Linked DNA regions of Homo sapiens: region 2 is linked to region 1. The links are chromatin contacts, found by Hi-C or POLR2A ChIA-PET in ENCODE. All regions are on one chromosome and are shown on one strand. The core of a region is the stretch at or near the end of the contact, and the rest is flanking DNA. Distances in the headings are between cores, read along the strand shown. Region 1 holds the start of NSD2 (nuclear receptor binding SET domain protein 2). Region 2 holds the start of NICOL1 (NELL2 interacting cell ontogeny regulator 1).

What was found. Hi-C counts contacts between places; a loop is a spot of excess contacts on that map. ChIA-PET counts read pairs that join two places held with the same protein, here RNA polymerase II (POLR2A). Pooled maps may share reads with other maps.
Region 2: a pooled map shows a loop between it and region 1 (12-fold over the local background). The contact joins the promoter of NICOL1 here to the promoter of NSD2 in region 1. A Hi-C loop is called at or near these places in 3 of 50 pooled maps. POLR2A ChIA-PET finds 5 or more read pairs at or near these places in 2 of 52 experiments (HCT116 and activated B cell).

The regions. Positions count from the first base shown.
Region 1 is chr4:1,867,483-1,874,511 of GRCh38, forward strand. It overlaps NSD2 (nuclear receptor binding SET domain protein 2), which reads left to right and starts at 3,911. Exons shown (of 22, transcript NM_001042424.3): 1 at 3,911-4,060. It also overlaps the pseudogene RN7SL671P. RefSeq lists an enhancer at 2,840-3,341 and silencers at 3,075-3,334, 3,365-3,594, 3,645-4,344.
Region 2 is chr4:2,038,023-2,045,051 of GRCh38, forward strand. It overlaps NICOL1 (NELL2 interacting cell ontogeny regulator 1), which reads left to right and starts at 3,973. Exons shown (of 4, transcript NM_001168243.4): 1 at 3,973-4,046; 2 at 4,305-4,462; 3 at 4,714-4,802; 4 at 5,839-5,942. The coding sequence starts at 4,330. The coding sequence ends at 5,904. It overlaps LOC124900839, which reads right to left and starts at 3,892. Exons shown (of 4, transcript XM_047416543.1): 1 at 3,694-3,892. RefSeq lists an enhancer at 3,112-3,613 and silencers at 4,012-4,111, 4,152-4,211, 4,352-4,561.

The DNA of each region.
Region 1 (7,029 bases), core at 2,661-5,160:
CACTGTGCCCAGCCCAATTTTTGCATTTTTAGTAGAGACTGGGTTTCACCATGTTGGCCAGGCTGGTCTCGAACTCCTGACCTCAGGTGATCCGCCCGCCTTGGTCCCAAAGTGCTGGGATTAACAGGGGTGAGCCACTGCGCCCAGCCTAAAGTTTAATTTTTAGAGCAGTTTTAGGTATACAGCAAAATAGAGCAGAAAGTGCACCCAGGTCCCATATAGCCCCTTCTCACCCACACACCCAGCCTCCCCCATCATCCGCATTCCCCACTAGAGTAGTATATTTCTTGTAATCAGTGAACCCACATTGTCACGTCATGATCACTGAAAATCCGGTTTTGGGTTCACTCTTGGTGCTGTACGTTCTTGTATCCACTGTTACAGTGTCACACAGAGTATTTTCACTGTCCTAAATATCATCTGTGCTCTGCCTACTCATCCCTCCCTGCCCTAACCCCTGGCTAATCTTTTTATTGTCTCCATAGTTTTGCCTTTTCCAGAATGTCATGGAGTTGGAATCACACAAGTTTGTAGCCCTTTCAGATTGGCTTCTTAGTCAGTTTTCTGTTGCTTATAGCAGACTACCTGAAACTGGGTGATTCATAAAGAAAATGAATTTATTTACTTATTTTTGAGACAGGGTCTCACTCTGTTGCCCAGGCTGGAGTGCAGTGGCAGTGGCACAGTCATGGCTCACTCAGCCTCAACCTCCCGAGCTCAGGTGATCCTCCCACCCAGCCTCCTGAATAGCTGGGACTACAGGCATGTACCACCACACCCAGCTGATTTTGTAGTTTTTTTTTTTTTTTTTTTTTATAGAGATGGAGTTTTGTCATGTTGCCCAGGGTGGTCTCAAACTCCTGAGCTCAAGGGATCCCCCATCTCAGCTTCCCAAAGTGCTGGGATTACAGGCGTGAGTCACTGTGCCTGGCCGGAATTTATTTCTTACAGTTATGGAGATTGGGAAGTTCAAGGTCCAAGAGGTGTGTCTGATGAGAGCCTTCTTGCTGGTGTGGACTCTCTGAAGCTTCCCAGGCGTCCCATGACAAGGGGGCTGAGCATACTAACTGCTAGCCCAGGTCTCTCTACCTCTTGTTATTTTTATTTTGAGAGATGGGGTCTTGCTGTATTCAAACTCCTGGGCTCAAGCAGTCGTCCCCCCTCAGCCTGCTGAGTAGTTGAGATTACGCCCTGATAATGAGGATCTTCTTTTCACGTGCATCCTTGCCATCTGGGTATCTACTTTGGGGAGGCGTCTGTGGAGGTCTTTTGTCCACTTTACTATAGACAGGGTCACATTCTGTTGCCCAGATTGGAATGCAGTGGTGCAATCACAGCTTGCTGTAGCCTCATGTAACTCTTGGGCTCAGGAGATCCTTCTGTCTCAGCCTCCTGAGTAGCTGAGACTACAGGCATGCACCACCATGCCCAGCTGTTTTTTTATTTTTTTGTAGAGATAGGATTTCAATGTTGATCAGGCTGGTTTCAAACTCCTAGCCTTAAGGGATCCTCCTGCCTTGGCCTCCCAAAATGCTGGGATTACAGGTGTAAGCCACTGCCTTTTTGTCCACTTTTTAAGACGAGGTCTTGCTATGTTGTCCTGGCTGAAGCGCAGTGGCTATTCACAGGTGCAGTCCCACTACTGATCAGCATGGGAGTTTTGACCTGCTCTGTTTCTGACCTGGGCTGGCTCCCCCCTCCTCAGGCAACCTGGTGGTTCCCAGCTCCTGGGAAGTCACCATACTGATGGCAAACTTAGTGCAGACACCTGACTGGCATAGCCCAGAACTAAATGATCCACCTGCCTCGGATTTCCAAATAACTAGAACTACAGGTGTGAGCCACTGTGCCTGGCTTATTCACTTTTTGTTATTTTTTATTTTTTGAGACAGTCTTGCTCTGTCACCCAGGCTAGAGTGCAGTGGCATGATCTCGGCTCACTGCAACCTCCACTTCCCGGGTTCAAGTGATTCTCCTGCCTCAGCCTCCTGAATAGTTGCGATTACAGATGCCCGTCACTATGCCTGGCTAATTTTTGTATTTTTTTTTAGTAGAGACGGGGTTTCACCATGTTAGCCAGGCTGGTCTCGAACTCCTGACCTCAGGCGATCCACCTGTCTCGGCCTTCCAAAGTGCTTGTATTAAAGGTGTGAGCCACCATGCCTGGCACTGGCCGTAATTTTAAAAATTCATTTATTTGTTTGGTGATAGAGACGAGGTCTTGCTATGTTGCCCAGTCTGGTCTCCAACTCCTGGGCTCAAGCAATCCTTTCACTTTGGCCTCCCACAGTGCTGGCTCACACTTCTCACAGGTGTGAGCCACTGGCCTTGGCTCCATTTTGAATTAATTTTTGTTAAGGGTGTAAAGTCTGTGTCTAGCCTGATTTTTTTTTGCATGTGGACATCCAGTTGTTCCAGCACCATTTGTCGAAAAGACTGTCTTTTCTCCATTCCATTTCCTAGAGTCAAGCTCAGCTGACTCCATTATGTGGTCTATATCCGGGTTCTCTATTCTGTTCATGGATCTATTTGTGTATTTTTCCACCAGTACCACAATGTCTCAATTACTGTAGCCTTATAGTAAGTCTTGCAGCAACCCTTGTTTTTTTGGGGGGGCCACAACTCAACCCATACAGGGGCCCAGCACCTGTGAAGGGACAGCAGCGGAGGCGGCGCGGGAGAGGAAGAGGAGGTGAACTGTGGCCACTCCTTGGTGGCTGGAGGTGGGTCCGGGGAGGCAGGACCTGGGCTGAGGTGTCGTTCTATAGCCCGGGTAGCGCACTTTCACAAAGCTCTCCTTGACCAAACTCTCGCCAGGCTCCCCTGGGCCCGCTTCTCAGCGAGGGCTCAAGCTGGGCCTGTAAAGCTCGAGCAGACACTAAGGCTCAAGGCCGAAGGTGTTCCCGGCTCCCTGAACCTGCGTGACAGAAAACCCAAGGCCGCCGGCTCCGGCAGCACCTGGAGGCAGGAGCCGAACTTCCATGGGCGGCGGGCAGCAAATCACACCGGCTTCAACCGCCCGGCCCGCCCACTTTTTGCAGCGTCTGACTTCCCCGCTCGCCCGCGCCGCTTCCTCCTCCTCCCTGTGCCGCACGCAGTCGCCCGCGCCACCCCCTGAAGCCCGGCTCTACCGCAGCGGCGCTGGGGTAGCGCCCCTGGACCAGGCGTCCTCCCCTCGCGAGCGGTCCTCCCGCAGCCGCGCCCAGCTCCGGGTCGGACCCTCGCCCGGGGGACTCGTTCACGCCCTGCGGCCGTTAGGCGGGAAGAGCACGACGCCCTGCCCTGCCCCGTCGTGGCGTCTGACCCTCTCCGCCACGTCTGTTCTGAGGCTCCGGGCCCGCCACGGCGGGGCCTCTGCGGCGGTTTCCCCACCCGTCCCCGCACTGCCGCTCCGCGAGGCGGACGCCGCTAGCAGCCTCCCGCGGGCCCCAGGCCCCGCGCCCCTCTCACGGGACAGGAGCTTGGGGACCCGCGCGGGCGGGCCGCGCGCCCAACGCCAGCCTCCGCGGCCGCGCGCCCACGGCTCGGGGGCGCCGGCTCCGGACGGTGATTGGGCGCGGATCGTGACGTCACTGAGCGCGGCGCCCGCGGGCGCCGGGTCTGGGCCGGGTGCGCGCCGCCGAGTAGCGGGAGCAGGGCGCGCGCCCGGCGCTACTCTGAGGCGGCTCGCGGGGCCCGCGGCCCGGCCCTCCCGGCGCTGCCAGCCCCGCCCGCCCGCGCGGCCCCCACCCGCCGCGTGCCTGCCCGCCCCGCCCGTGCGCGGCCCCGGCGCGGATTTGAAAAGCCCGGTCCGCGGGCCCCGCGAGCGCGGCAGCCAATCAGCGGCGCGCACTTTTCCCGCGGCTTCTGCGAGGCGGCGGCGGCCCCGGCTGCGGCGGCGGCGGCGGGCGGGAGGCGCGGGGGCGGGGTCGGCGCCGCGCGCGAGAGCCTCGGCCTGGCCGCGCTGCGCCCGCCGCCGCCGCCGCCCCCTCCCCGCCTGGGCCCTACCGCCGCACGGCCCCGGCCCCCTCCCAGCCTGCCGCTCCGGAGAGCCGCCCGCCGAGGATGCGACGCACCGCAGGTCACTGGGGCGCCCGCCCAACAGTCGCGGGCCGCCAACCGCCGGGGCTGGGGCCGGGAGGCCGGGCTGTGGGAGGCCTGAGGGGCGGCGGGGAGGACCGCGGAGGCCTGAGGGGGCGGGAGCGCCGGGAGGAGTGGGGGCACTGAGGAGGCCTGAGGGGCCGGCTCAGGGGCTGGGGGACCGGGAGGCCGGGCGGCCTGAGAGGGTCGTGGGGACCGCGAGGACCGCGGAGGCCTGAGGGCCGGCGGGAGGACCGGGCGGACCGCGGAGGCCGGGACGAGTCCGGGCAGGGGAGGGGCGGCGGCCTGCGGGCGGCGGCGGCTAACGGGGCCGGGCGGGCGGGCGCGGCCATGTTGGGCCCGGCCGGGCCCTGCGGCTGCACCTGTGCCCGGCCCGGCCGAGGCGGCCGCCTTTGTTCCCGCGGCGCCGAGCGGGTCGGGCCGGCCTTTGTGCGGCGCCCCCGGTCCGGGGCGGCCGCGGTGGGAGGGGCAGGTTGGGGTCCCGGGGCCGGCGCCGGGGCCAGGGGTCGGGCCGAGGGTCGCTTTTTGTTTGCAGGCGGTGTCTGGCGTTGACACTCGCGGCGCCCGGGCGTTGGTCAGCGCGGACGCTCCCCCGGGAAGCCGGGCCGCGGTCCGGCCCTTGGCAGGTGGAGGCGGGGGTGAGCCGGGTGTGGGTACCCTGCTGGGGGGCTGCGCGCCCTCGGCGTCCGGGCCTCCGCCTGGGATGTTCCCCTCGCCCCAGGATGCAGATTGATAGTCCTTGAAGCCTCAGTGCATGAGATGGGACCTGGCGACTTAATGGCTGGTTTTGCTCCACTCACAGGAACCGTGGTTTAAAATCTCGGCGTTTAAAAAATGCTGGTCTTAAGTTTCGGTAGAAATAAAATGGATGAGGGTATTGTATAGGACCCATTGCAGCACGAATCTTTCTGTGCCCACGATGGGCTTTGACATTCAAGTGGAAACATAGTATCAAAACTGATGTGGTGACGTTAATCGTTTTTAGGTAGATAACGTGTATTTTGTGTGTGTGTGTGTGTGTGTGTGTGTGAGAGAGAGAGAGAGAGAGAGAGAGAGAGAGAGAGAGAGAGAGAGCGCGCAGACCCTGTGAAGACAAGACTAATTGGATAAAGTTCAGGCCTGGCTCAGGAGCAGCTCTTCAGTGCTACCCACCTGCTTCACAGACTTTCAAGCCTTGATTTTTAAATGAGTTAAACGCCAGCATCACGCATGGGTTATATTCACTCTATTTTGTGTATTTCAAATATCAACGTGGAAAATAACTTAGGAGCCATCCCATTTATGAACTTGGGACTTAAACTTTTTAATTTTCCCAAAATGTTTTAAGTGCCCTAGTTACGTATTTAAATGTGATGAGAACAACAATATTTTAAAGAGCAGAACGCCAACAACATAAAGCAAACAAGTTCTGTGAGCACAGCCTTTCCTTGTGTACTTGATGTGTGCTCTCATTCCCCACAACTGATGGTGGTTCAAATCTAAACTGCCAAATGGAGATGAAGAGGACTCATGCTTTAAGCACGATTACTTTGAGTCATTTCCTTTTCTTTCCTTCCATTTTCTCAGCCACCCAAACCCAGCAACCTTCAGTTTTGGGCTGATGGTTGGTAGAGTGAGGACTTACTGCACAATTTTGAGTTTGTGTAAGCTTTTGTGAAGAGCTCTGATCTCAGTACAAAAATTGTCCTCTCCTGACTGCATTAATACCAGAGTCTGGCCTCTGATTATAACAGTAAAGATTTTATTTTAAGAGTATGAGGTAATTAACTGAGAATTTGAAAGAATGATGGACAATTTATCGTATCTATTCGTATGTAACATATAAACTAATATAACTTTTGGAGCCATGCACAACAAAATTATAAGGTCAGCAGGCTGCAGGTGCGACTTGCTTTGTTTCTATGCAATCAGCTTATCCAGGGCTTTCAAACCAGTACTTGCTGAAGTGTGCGGACCCAAATGAAGCATTAAGCAGAGTCCTAGAATGAGTCAGGAAGATAATCTGAATAGGTAGAAGACAACCCACTCCTCCTAATCCTGTGGGGCTTACATGGGTACAGCCTTCTGCCTATTCAGATTATCTTCTCCTTCTAAAAGTAATCAAATCTTACAAAGTTTACTCACATGGCAGAATGTGAACTTTTTTTGTTTGAAGATTCAGTGTAAAACATGCAAAAGTAGCTGGAATTAGGCTTACTAAGCTACAGGATTCTCTTTACCAAGCAAGAACTTAAAAGAAGTGCTAAGATGGTGCTGAAGTTCATAATCCAAACGTATTTTGTCCTGTGCTATTTATTTATTTTTAGAGACAGGGTCTCTCTATGTGGCCCAGGCTTGAGTGCAGTGGCTATTTCAGAGGAGAGCAATCATGGTGCACTTCAGTCCCAAACTCTTGGGCTCAAGTGATTCTCCCGCCTCAGCCTCCTGAGTAGTGGTTACTACAGGCACACTCAGCCTTCCTGGCTCTGCCCTGTCCTTTTTAGCTGGGCAAGTGGGCAAATAACCTTTCTAAGTAAATAATTAATCAGCAGCAACAGAAGCCATAAGGCTTTTTACTCATATATTCTGATCTACGTGTTTGGTTTTGCCTTTTTGTTTTTGTTTTGTTTTTTGGTGGGCTGCTCATGGCCATAGAATGCATACAACTTTGGATAAGCATTTTAGTCTTCTGAGCCTCAGTCTCTTGTTTTGCTTGATTGTAGTAAGTGTGACCTTGTTCTCCAAATACGTGGTACCATGTCCTGACTCCAGGCCTTTGTGTGGGCTGTTCTTGGGTGTGGACTACCTGCCACCTGTCCTTCCTCTTTGAGCATAATTCATGGCTTTTTAATGGCCACTTGTGACCTTTCTCCCCTGTTGGGTTAACTCTTAGAGGTAGGACTCTGTCATTGCCTTGGGCAGCATTGCCTCTGCTGGTGCATTCTCATGGCATACACTCAGTAAGTGCCG
Region 2 (7,029 bases), core at 2,723-5,222, 170 kb after region 1:
TGTAAATATTTTATAATTTCCCTTGTGATTTATTTGACCTATGTGTTATTAAATTTGTGCATTTAAATTTCCAAACATATGGAAGTTTTCACTTATATTTTTGTTATTATAAGTAATAATTACATTGATTTGTAGTTAAAAAAATGATCTGTATGATTATTTGACATGTTTAAATTATTTGACATGTTTAAAGCCTTTATTAAGTGATCAGTGTGTATATATATATATATATATATATATATATATATATATATATATATATAAAATTAAAATTTTTTTTCTGGAGACAGGATCTCACTCTGTTGCCCAGGCTGGAGTGCAGTGGCACGACCATGACTCACTGCAGCCTCGAACTCCTAGGCTAAAGGGATCCTCCTGCCTCAGCCTCCCAACTAGATGGGATTACAGGCATGCACCACCACATTCAGATACTTTTTAAAATCTTCAAATCTTTTGTAGAGTTAGGGTCTTGCTATGTTGTCCAAGCTGGTTTTAAACTCCTGGCCTCAAGTGATCCTCCCGTCTCTTATAAGCACAAGCCACTGTGCCTGGCCTAATTTTTTTAAAATTAAACATTCTGCATATACTTAAACAGAATGTATTCTGAGGATACAGTGTTCAATATATGTACTCAATTAGATAATGTTTTGTGAAGCATTCAAATCTATATCCTTACCAACTCATTTCCTGTTTGAATAATTATCAGAAAAAGCACGTTAAAATATTACACTATAATATTGAGATTAATTATTTCTTCTGTACTTCTGTCAATGCCGCTTTCAATATTTTGAAGCTTTGTTATTTAGTGTCTTGCTATATCACAACCCCTTTTGACATCAGTACCTAGAACTGGGTTAAAATGTTTGCCTGGATTAGGGTTAGTTTTCAATGAAAAATCCTCAGCTCTGTCAACGATCTTTTCATCACCTGGGAGTTTATATCAACATACAGTTTTGGTATCAAAATCAAAGAAAGCATTAAATAAGCGAAATGTGTGAATAACACAAGTGAGATTTGTGCAAATTCATTTTTTTTAAATGATGGTGAGCGTTGTGCTTGTCCTCTTGTTGGATTCACGAAATAGAGTCACTATCAAAAGAATACATTATGGCTGAACTCGGTGGCTCATGCCTGTAGTCCCAGTACTTCGGGAGGCCAAGGCGGGTGGATCGCTTAAGGTCAGGAGTTCAAGACCAGCCTGGCCAACATGGTGACACCCCATGTCTACTAAAAATACAAAAATCAGCTGGGTGTGGGGGCAGGCACCTGTAATCCCAGCTACTTGGGAGGCTGAGGCAGGAGAATCGCTTGAACCCAGGAGGCAGAGGTTGCAGTGAGCCAAGATTGCACCACTGTACTCTAGCCTGGGCGACAGAGCAAGATTGCGTCTCAAAAAAAAACAAAAAACAAAAAAAAATTACAGAGAGACCTGTCTCTAAAAATTACAAAATGGTTCTCACCTATAAAATATTGACATGTGATAGTTCAAAATTGCTTGCTAGAAATTAAAATTACTAAGAGTTAAACTTAGGCCAGGTGCAGTGGCTCACGCCTGGATTCCCAGCACTTTGGGAGGCAGAGGCAGGTGGATCACTTGGGGTCAGGAGTTCGAGACCAGCCTGCCCAACATGGCAAACCCTGTCTCTACCAAAGAAAAAAATACAAAAATTAGCCGGGTGTGGTGGCACGCACCTGTAGTCCCAGCTACTGGGGAGGCTGAGACAGGAGAATCACTTGAACCCGGGAGGTGGAGGTCGCAGTGAGCCTAGATCATGCCACTGCACTCCAGACTGGGTAACAGAGTAAGACTCTGTTTCAAAAAAAGAGTTAAACTTCTAATTAATATATATAATTCTGTATATAAAGTGCACCAAAAAGATGTGTTTTATGAGAAAAATTATAAGAAAGGCACAAATATGTGTTATTTATTGAGAAAAAGGAATAATTTTAAGGTTATTTCAAATATGGATTTAGGAAGGAAACAGAAACAACATCCAAAGGAACCAGCAAGTATGACAGAGAGAGAGAGACAGAGATGAAGACAGTCATGGGAATGAAGATGCATTTTTGGTAAGAAATATACATATATATATATATTTTTTGAGATGGAGTCTCACTCTGTGGCCCAGGCTGGAGTGCAGTGGTGTGATCTCAGCTCACTGCAACCTCTGCCTCCTGGGTTCAAATGATTCTCCTGCCTCAGCCTCCCCAGTAGCTGGGATTACAGGCGCGTGCCACCATACCCGGCTAATTTTTGTATTTTTAGTAGACACGGGGTTTCGCCATGTTGGCCAGGCTGGTCTTGAACTCCTGACCCCAGGTGATCCACCGGCCTTGGCCTCCCAAAGTGCTGGGATTAGATTGTCCGTGGGCGCGACTGTCCGTGGGCGCTAGGGGCAGGGGTGATAGGAGCAGGTCGCGAGCGGGCGCAGCGTGGGACCGAAGGGGAGAAGGACGCCTGCGGCCCGGCGCGTCCCCGGAGGCACGTCCCCCCCAGGGCTCCGCGGCCCCGGCAACAGCGCGGGGCTACCCCTCTACGGCTCCCGCCCCACTGGGGGACCGCGACGGCCTGCTCCCGGGCTCTTGGCTCCGAGTGGAGAAGAGCGCGGAAGTGCGCACTAGCCCGACACTCGGGAGGGCCGCTGCCTCCCCAGGCGCCTGGGACAGCGGCCCGCAGCCCCCACCCGGCCCCTCGGGCCCCGCGTGCGTTTCAGCGCGCTGAGGATGCAGCACACCCCCGAGGTGCGACCGGGTCCCCGAAGCCCGGCGTCGGCCCAACCCGGAGGAGGCAGCGGCAGTCACGGGCACGCTTCCCCAACCCACCCTCCCACCCACTCTTAGGGTCAGGACACCCGCGTCCGGCCGGGGCAGGGGCGGCTCTGACCACGCGAGAAGCAGGTGCGTCCGCAGTCCCAGCTTGTGCCGGGAAGACCACCGGCCAGAACCCCGGGGGTTGGGGGTAGAGGTCGGCTAGGCTGGGGAGGGGGGCGCCCGAGGCTCCGGGTCCTGCACGGCGAGCGGGGCGGCCTCCAGGTAGGGGTGCGGCTCCGCCCACCAAGAAGAGGGTCTGGCGGGAGGTGTGGTTAGTCCCTGAGCTCCCGGCCACAGCGCGGGCTGCTGGGTGGGGTGGGGGGGGAGCGGGGGCGCCAGCACCCACGTGCGCCTGGGGCGCCTTCTGAGGAGGCCACCGCCTGTGTCGGTGTCGGCGTGGGGGCCTGGCTCCGACGGCTGGGACCATCCCTCCCAGGGCGTCCGGGGCCCAGATTCGCACTTGCCGGGCGCCCCCGGGGGCCACTGGCTGCACGGCGCTCTTTAAGGCCAACAGCCCTGAGTTCACGGGACTGAAATCGGCACAGAGAGGCCGAGGACCTGTGGTCGGGGCTCCGCGCAAGCGGTTCTCCGGTCTCCGAGGACACCGAGAGGCGGAGAGGAGGACCCTGGGTTGGGGGTGGGTAGCCGGGAGGGACCGAGCAGGCTGGTGCCCACCCTGACGCCCGAGGATCGGGGAGAGGCTGGGCCAGGGAAAAGCCGGGCGAGGGCGGATCCCCCGAGCCGATCCCCCAGACCAGCTCTCTCCGGGCGGTGCGACCCCACACTGGACCCCACTCGCCCGCGGTCGGAGGCCAAGCGTTTGCATGCGCAGCTCCCCGCGCCTCGCGAGCATCGAGCAGCTCCCTCAGGATCGCTCCTGACCTGCTGAGCTCCAGCCACAGATTTCCCACTTCCTCAGCTTTTCTCCCGCCGGCCTTGCGCTCTGGAGGTCTCGCCCCGGCGCCGCCTCCTCCAGGCAGTCCTCTAGACTGCATCCGCCATGGGCCTGGACGCTGCTCCCGGGGGCAGCCCCCGGCCAGGGCCAGGCACACCCGATTCCTGGAGCGTCCTAGGTTCCTCTAAACCCGCGGCCAGCGCAGTCTCGGGTTTCCATGACGACGACGTCGGATGGGGAACCCGGGCGGGGTCGGGTCGGAGCGCATGCGCGTTGCGCGCCGGACGCGGAACGTCTGCCGGTGTCCCCGCGCTGCTGGTCCCGGGGTCCCTGAACCGCGGTAAGGGCGGTGGTGCGGGCGTCCGAATGGGCGTTTTCTAGATACGGGGCGCGGACTAGAGGCTCGCTGGGCCCGGAGACCGGCGGACTGGAGTCGGGGAACCGGAGGTGGGGAGGGGGCTCCCGGGCCCGGGGTGGGTGGGTCCAGGGCTCCCAGGCCTGGGGCTTGGACAAGGGTCGTGGGGCCCGCGGGAGGGGACGGGGGCTCACCGGCCCGGGGCGGGCGGGGCGGGCGCCGCTGACCCCTCGCTGGCTTCAGGGCGGCCCCGCTCCCTCTGCTGGCCATGGCCCCCCCGCCCGCGTGCCGGTCCCCGATGTCACCGCCGCCGCCGCCGCTGCTGCTGCTGCTGCTGAGTCTGGCGCTGCTGGGCGCCCGGGCCCGCGCCGAGCCCGCCGGGAGTGCCGTCCCCGCGCAGAGTAGGTGCCGGGGGCCGGGTTCCGGGGAGCGGGGCGGGGCTGGCGACAGGGGCGTGCGGGGCCGGGGCTCTGCGGGGAGGACCGCGCCTCGCCTTTGTTCCCGGGAGCGGGTCCTCCCCTTCGCGGGAGATGGTGGCTTGGGGAGTGGGGACGTGCGCTCTTTGGCACTGGGTGGACGGGCCCAGAGTGCGTGGGGGCCTTGCGGGTGACCCCCCCTGCGCCCCCTCCACCCTGACCCGCGCCCCCCGCAGGCCGCCCATGCGTGGACTGCCACGCCTTCGAGTTCATGCAGCGCGCCCTGCAGGACCTGCGGAAGACAGCCTGCAGCCTGGACGCGCGGGTGAGCGCCCGCGGCGCGACGGTCCTCCCGGGCTTCCCAGGGGGTGGGGAGGGCAGGGAGGATGAGGAAGAGGCCCCCTGCGGGAGTGGAGTGTCCCTCATCCTTCACCCCGATTTAAGATGCCGCACCTTGCCCCCTTCCTCTGGCTCCAGTCATCCAAGGGGCATTCTGGGCACCTGTCTCACCTATGAGACGCCCCTCTCTCCAGCATACTCTATTTCTAGCCCCTCCCCCAGAAGGCTCTCACTGGGCACTTTGTCCTATGACCGCCACTCCTGAGGGCTGTGACAGATCTGGACCCTGGGGAAGGACTGTCAGCCCAATCCAGGATCCCCTAGGTGGGCGGCAAGGCCCCAGGGCAGAGGAGAAACTGAGGCCGGAGGATGTGGCGAAAGTGTCAGGAATGGGGGGTCAGGCTGGGCAGGGTGGTCTGGATCCTGGGTGGATGCACAGGTTGGTTAAGGCCCCTCCAAGCCTGGATGAACAGGGAGCCCCCACGCCATGGGGTGCAGCCAAGGAGTTTTTGTTTGTGCCGGGGCTCAAGCTTCTTCCTGGAAAGGGAGAATTCTAGGAAGGAGAAAGCAGGGAAGACCCTGCCTGGTCCCACCCCCCACCAGCCCTAGTGTCCTTCTTGGGAACACTCCAGAGGGCTCCGACTAAGACCTGGAGCCCTCTCCCCACTCACAGAGCCTGGAACTGAGCTCTTGGGAGGAGCAGCCCCCACCTATCCTTAGGCATGAGGGTGGCAGGGAGTGGGGGACAGTGGACCCCTGCGGGTGGTGTGGGAGCTGGAAGAAGGCAGGTGGGCACGCTGGCATGGCGTGGGCACCAGCAGACCCCAGGCAGGCCCCACCAGTGGGAGCCACTGCAGAGGAAAGAGATGAGTGGGAGGCTCTGGGTGTGGGGGTTAGAGCCAGGGCCTGACCTTGTCTGTCTCAGGAGCCGGTGGAGATAGGGCTGCCTTGGGTGGGTGGAGGCCCAGGGGAATGCCAGTGGGCAGCTGGGCTGCACCCTCACCCCTCTTGTTGCTTTGCAGACGGAGACCCTACTGCTGCAGGCAGAGCGCCGTGCCCTGTGTGCCTGCTGGCCAGCGGGGCACTGAGGACCACGCTGCTCCGTGTGAATAAATGCCCAGTGGCACGCCTGTGTCCTGTCTCTCTGTTCTGGCCACCAGAGCCCCTGCGTCGCCCCCGGCAGTCCTGGGTTGGGCCCCTCTCTGGGCTTGGGTTTCCCCAGCTGTTCCAGCTGGGCGAGCCCTCTTGGCTGCTGTCCCATACCAGTGCCCGTGCGGAGAGGTGGACACACACGTCCGACCTCAGTGACCTGTGCTTCCTCGTACCTGCTCCCCTGCCTGCCTCCCCTTGTTTTGAGGCTGGGGAAGTGTAGAAATCGGCCTGACCCCCCTGAGCCCCCAGAGCAGCTGCCCCAGGGCTGAGCCCCTCCAGGCTCCTGCACCACTGAACTGGTGGACCAGCTGCCTGAGACTGTGGGAGACAGAGGGTCCCGGGGAGAGAGGGCAGGGCCACCCCACACAGCATCATCTCCCCTGCCAGCTCCCACCTGCAGCCCTGAGCCTGGACCCTGGTCACTGGGGAGCTCTGGATGGGAACTTGATGAGGCCGTACTGCCATCCACACACCTGTGCACACAGCACCCAGGTGACCTCCAGCTGAAGCGGGCACCTCCCTCTTTTCATTCATTCTGTAAATGCTTTTTCAGTAAAATTAGAGCCTTTTATCAAAGTAATGCAGGAACATGGTTAGGAACAAATCCAGGTGAACAGCAGGCTGGAGGTGACTGCCAGGTGCCCTAGGTGGGACTTGGCCTCTGGGGCTTTGGTTCCCTGGCCCTGGGGCCCCAAGCCCTGCCCTGCCTCGGGCGGGTGGAGCTGGACGTGCCTGGTATCCACAGTGAACAGAGTCCTCCCTTGGAGCTGGCACACGTGGAGAGACTGAGTCAGGTGTCCAGCCGGGAGGATGTCTGCGCCCTCTAATGCAGGCCAGGGAGAGCAGGGGCCTGAGGTCACTGCAGGCCCAGGCAGGGTGGGGTGTGGGGCAGGAACCAGTGCCGGCCACCAGCACCTGCTCAGAGGCTGGGAGGCTGGGCCATGTCTTTGGGGGCATGGCCTGGGTGGTGCTCATGTCCCATTGGTCAGCCTTCCTCACGCCTTTCTAGCTGCAAGGGAGGCCAGGAACATAGCCCTATTTCTAGGCTTATATTGACAGAT